Linked DNA regions of Homo sapiens: region 2 is linked to region 1. A link is a contact called in ENCODE Hi-C or POLR2A ChIA-PET data. All regions are on one chromosome and are shown on one strand. Each heading gives the region's core, a stretch centred on a gene start or an enhancer-like site at or near the end of the contact. The rest is flanking DNA. Distances are from core to core; before and after follow the strand shown.

Region 1 (2,700 bases), core at 86-2,585:
GTTTTGCTAGGATTTGTTCTTACTGTGCTGGTTTTAATTATTTTTATTTATTTTTTCCTGCTTCCTAAGCGACTACTGATTTGTTTGGTTTTCTAAGATACGAGGTCTTGTTACGTTGCCCAGGCTGGAATGCAGTGGCTATTCACAGGCAGTCATTGTTCACTGCAGCCTCAACCTCCTAGGCTCAAGGGATCCTCCCGCCTCAGCCTCCCAAATAGCTGGAACTACAGGCGCGTACCACTGCACCCAGCTTATGCTAGTTTTTAATAACTTGAAATACGTATCATGCTTAGAATATTTGCATATTCGTGCCATATTTGTACTTCGTTTTCTCCCCACTCTGATTTTTTTAGGTAGCTATTATTGCCCCATTTTACAAGGAATCCTAGCCTCGGAGGGGTTAGGTGACTTTTGCAGATCTCCCTTTCTGAACCACTACACCTTCCAGCTCATCAGTGGGGCTTCAGAACCTTGCACAGGGCCGGACACATAGTTGGGCACTGAATGTCTGCTATGAACATCATAACTGGACGGTAAGAATCATCTGAAAAAATCACCAAATAACTCTTTGGCCTCCGCTAGTCCAGCTTCGAAAGAAGTCCTCAACAACCAATTCCTAGATAATGGCTACAATTATCTGGTCTGGGAGGGCTCTCTCTCATCTATAGAGAGTGCAGTGACGTCACGGGGCACAACAGATTGAGAAACAGGAGCGATGCGCCATCACAAAGCACGTTATTCCGGGATAGGACACAAAGAACTCCAGACTGCCCGGGTCTAGAGAGCAAGGGAGTTGCAAACCTAATCTTTCTAGGAAACGGGGGCGGAGCACTTACCCAAAGGGAGTATGCCTCCGAGTCTGCGCACTTCGGTCCGGCACGCCCCTTCCGTACAGCAATCGGCTAGGATGCTGAGCGCCAAGTCCAGCGTCTTGCGCAGGCGCACTGGCGGCGTAGGACTAGACGACGACACAGCGGAGGGGGCGGGGCCCGACGCGGGGGCGGGGCTAGAAGCTCCCGACGCGGCCGACGAGGGGGCGGAGCCGGGGCCTGCCTGGGACGGGGCGGAACCCGCTGCAGCCGCTCGCCGTAGCAGCGCGAGTAGGGGGCGGAGCCCGCCGCGTGCCCGGAAGCGCTCGATTCCCCCCGCTGCCTTGATGTGGCGCGTGCGGAGGGCTAGGAGCGCGCGGCTCAGGGGTGTCTCGTTGGTCGCTGGGTCCTTTTCCCCACCCAGAGCCTCCCCGGCCGCCGCCGCGAGCTGCGCGAGGCAGAACGAGAGCGAGTCCGTGAGGGTTGGCTTCGCAGCCGCCATCTTGGCTCGGGCCTCAGACTCCGCCCCGCTTCTCGCCGCTGATCCCAGGGAGCGGAACTGGAAGACAGGGAAATCGTCGGGCACCGCCTCGCTGACGCTGTTTAGCGCCACCGCAGTGATGCAAGTCGGAAGTTGTAGTTCTCGACCCCGGAAGTCTGTCCTTGCACACGAGGCGCGGCAGTACCTTAATCGCAGCGCATCCTGGGACGTGCGGGCGGTGCATGAGGGAGATGTGGTCCGCGTCGAGCTTCTCACGCCTACCTCGGGAAGCGCTGGAAACTCTTCCAGGGCCCTCCAGGTGGGCCAGGGCCTCCGAACAGCCCAGAAGTCCGACCACGGAGCCTTCGTGCCGTGCCCCGCCCCCGGCGTGCACTCGGCGGGGACCGCCTTTTCTCCTCTAGGCTCGCTTCGCTGCCCCCCAGCGGTGGTGCGGCCCGGCCTTGGGACGGACTCCGAGAACCCCGAGCCGGGCCGAAAGTGCGGGGTCCTGACCGCGCCGCAGACGGGGAGCCCTCGCTCGGTCAGAGGAAGAAGAGGGTTAAACCTACCGAGAACGTTCGCTGCCGCTTCCTAGAGTGACGGGCTTGTGGAATTTTCCGTTTCCGGAGCTGGACCCCGGTGTCCCGAGTGTCCTCCGCTCTGGACGTGCTCGTGAGCTCAGGAGCTGGCATCTAGGAAACGGGGAGTTCTTCACTCGCAGCGCAGTCGGCCGCGCCAGAAGAGGCGAGGGAGAATCCGGACGGGGCGGGGCGGCGGGGGAGCGGGACATTCGCGTCCCGGGGAGCCCCCAGGTCACCCCTGGATTGCGAGGTGGCTCCGCCTGAGCAGCCCTTCCTGGTGTGGTCGGGGCAGCTGCCCGCCCGGAAAATGGTCAGGCTCTAGCCCTGGGGAGGAAGAAGCCTTTGCCAAGAGCAACCGTCTACAAGCCCCAAAACCTGCGAGTGCCGGAAATGTGGACTGACCACAGCCTGCCTCCCCGGCTTCATTCACCACCAAGGCAGCCCCTCTGGTGACAAGCCTTACCGTTGTCCGGGTTATGGCAGAAGCTTCCGATGTGGCTCTGATCTGGTTAAGCACCACTGGGTACACACCGGTGAAAAGCCGTACTCCTGCCCCGAGTGTGACCATCGCTTCGGCCCTATGCCTGTGCCTAGTGTGGTAAGACTTTCAGCGTCAGCTCCAACCTGATCCAGCACCAGCGCGCTCACACCGCTAAAAGCCTTACCGCTGAGGGGACTGCGGCAAGAGTCTCAGCCTTGGCTCCACCCTGTTGCAGCACCTGCGCTCCACATGGGTGAGAAGGCCTCTAAGTGCCTTGTTTGTAGTAAGAGTTTTGTGCACAGTTGGAATCTGCTGCGGCACCAGCACAGTCACAAAGTCCGGAAACCT
Region 2 (2,700 bases), core at 74-2,573, 4.1 Mb after region 1:
AAGAAACCCCTGCAGGACCCTGGAATGCCCTAATGTGCAGGACACCCTGGCCAAACCTACACCTGAGCCTGTTTCCCCATTGGACTTTGGGATTTTGATAAAGGCACTGAGGTCCCAGCAAATGCCTTGGGCTCCTCATAGGCTACTGGGGGCAGGGAAGTGCAGTGGGTCATGCCTCCCAGAGGGCTGGGGAAGGGGAGAGACTAGAACTGGAGCAGGGTTAGCGCTGGCCTGGGGGCATTCCTTGAACCCCAGAAGCAGACAAACTAGTGGTCCCCTATCTTGCTTAAGTCTAAGAAATCCAGATTTTGTTTAAAAAAAAAATCAGGGCTCAGTGGCTCACACCTGTCATCCCAGCATTTTGGGAGGCCGAGGTGGGAGGATCACTTGAGGCCAGCCTGGACAACATAGTGAGACACCATCTTTATAAAATAAATTTTTAAAAATAAAATAAAGATCAGATTCCTGGGTTTACTGAATCTGAATCTCAGGGCAAGGACCTGGGAATCTGCATTTTAAGCAAATCTCCCGGAGATTCTGGTTATTGTGGGGGCTCCTCAAACGTGATTGAGAGATGGAGAGCAGCTGGCTCTGGCGTGGGATTGCCTGGGCTCTAGTCCTGCTGCCCCACGGACTCCCAAGTGGGCGGCACCTTAGGGCAAGTTACTAAAGCGGCTGGGGTCTTGGTGACCTCATCTGTACAATGTCCATGACGCACAGCACCGGCCACAGAGAAGTTAGTGGGAGGTTTCACTTGGCATCCTTTCAGTAAAACAAGTCCCAGTCAATGATCGCGATTATTGGGTCCATCTGATATTCGGAGGCGGAGACCGCCCCGATTCACTGACCTACTACTCAAATTTACAGTTCTCAGAACTTTCCCCACCCTTTCTCTCTCCGAAGTCCTCACTGACTTCCTGAGCGCAGGGCTGGGCGCCACTGCCCGGAGAAGAGGGGCTGCGTGGCCTCCGACAGCCTAACCCCAAGCCCCCCACCCCCGCAGGCCGTCCCGGCGGAGGTCTCACTGCCAGCACCGGCTTTGGGGAGCGCTGGGTGTCCACGTACCCCGGGCCTCGCGCCTCCGCTGCCGTTCGGCGGCAAGGACGGAACCGGGCGCTGCTCCGCGCGCACCGAGAGTCGCGGGCTCGGGCCCCGCTCGGAGTCGGGGTGGTCCCCGTGGTCCCCGCCGGCGGCCGAGCCCTTCCCGAACGCCCTCAGCCGGCGTGCCCGGGCGATACCTTCGCAACCCGATCCGCGCGCGGGCCCCGGATCCTACCTGCGCGCCCCTGCTCCATTCGCCGTCCGGGCGCCCAAGCGGGAAGTGGGGGACCCCTGGGTGGCCCTTCCCTGGCCCGCGCCGCGCGGGGCTTTCCTGGGCGCGGAGACCCAGCCCGCCCCGGCTTCCTGCTCCCCGCCCCGGCGCCCGGCAGATTTGCATGCGCCGCCCCGCCCGGCGCGCCCGGCCCGGGTCCCGGCCACCTCGCGCCCCTGTCGCTGTCCCCGCCGCCGCCGCCGGACAGTCCGAGCCGCCGTCCTCTCCTGGGGGCGACCCCAGCACCTCGCTGGGTGTCTTGCCGCGCGCTTCCTCCCACGCCGTAGCCCGAGGTCACGCCCAGCGGAGAACTCTGCAGTGGATCCCCTTGGTCTCGGAATAAAACGCCCACGCCGACCAGGCCTCCAGGACCTGCTCCTGCCTGGCCTCCGCGGCCTCTTTTGCGCCGGGGCAGTTGCGTTTGGTGGGGGAGGGCTGGGCGACTGGAATCCTCCTCCCCTTCCTAACAGCCCGGCTTCCAAGTGAGAGTGGTTGCACATTCTTCAATAAATGTTTACCCAACTCCTACTCCAGCCACATTTGGATAGTAAAACAGCCCTTCAATCAGTAACTAGTACAATCTGTCGGGCACTGCAAATGTTAACTCGTTCAATCCTGGCAACTACCCTATAAGGGAGTGATACTATCACCGGTTTTACAAATCAGGAAACTGAGGCACAGAGTCCTTAAGAAATTCAAAATGGGTTGGGCAAAGTGGCTCATGCCTGTAATCCCAGCACTTTGGGAAGCTGAGGCGGGAGGATCACTTGAACCCCATAGTTCGAGACCAGCCTGGGCAACCCTGTTAGCGAGACCCCTATCTACAAAAATTGACATTTATAAAATTTTAAAAAAGAAAAGAAAGAAACTCAGAATCACTCTGCAGGTAAGCAGGAGCAGGGGTGGAGCTGGGATTCGAACACAGGCCCCATAGACCATTAACGTCTGGACACCATAAGAACCCGGATGCAGCCAGATGACTGGGGGGAAAACACTCAACAAAGTATTTCAGGTCAGGAGGGCCCAAGAAGAAAGTAGGGACCTCTTAGACCAGTGGGGCAGGTGGTCTGGAAGAGGCTTTTTGAGTAGAGGCCATTTGAGCTGAGACTCTGAAGAGCCTATGGGGGAAGACTTGTGTAGGGAGAGGGAAGAGCTAGTGCAAAGGCCCTGTGGGAACCAGCTCAGCCTGCAGGAGGAATTGCTGAAGGCCGGCATGGCTGTGGAGCCCTGAGTGAGGAAAGAGCGGAGACAGGGGAGGTGGGAGATATTTGGACTCACACTGGGCAGTGCTGAGAACCCAGAGAGTAATTTGACCCCCTGCTGCCCTCAAGGAGCTCTCAGTTTGAGGGTGGAAGCCAAGGACTGCCCAATGGGATCAAGTGCTGTGG

The links. Hi-C counts contacts between places; a loop is a spot of excess contacts on that map. ChIA-PET counts read pairs that join two places held with the same protein, here RNA polymerase II (POLR2A). Pooled maps may share reads with other maps.
Region 2: a pooled map shows a loop between it and region 1 (2.7-fold over the local background). The contact joins the promoter of IL4R here to the promoter of ARMC5 in region 1. A Hi-C loop is called at or near these places in 1 of 168 maps with a recorded cell type or tissue (sigmoid colon) and 4 of 50 pooled maps. POLR2A ChIA-PET finds 5 or more read pairs at or near these places in 1 of 52 experiments (activated CD4-positive, alpha-beta T cell).

Annotation. Positions count from the first base shown.
Region 1 is chr16:31,458,136-31,460,835 of GRCh38, reverse strand. It overlaps ARMC5 (armadillo repeat containing 5), which reads right to left and starts at 1,335. Exons shown (of 6, transcript NM_001105247.2): 1 at 837-1,335. The coding sequence starts at 1,311. RefSeq lists a silencer at 787-1,136 and enhancers at 1,327-1,666, 1,665-2,205.
Region 2 is chr16:27,312,597-27,315,296 of GRCh38, reverse strand. It overlaps IL4R (interleukin 4 receptor), which reads right to left and starts at 1,323. Exons shown (of 11, transcript NM_000418.4): 1 at 1,277-1,323. RefSeq lists silencers at 583-632, 1,073-1,282, 1,303-1,602 and an enhancer at 1,380-2,110.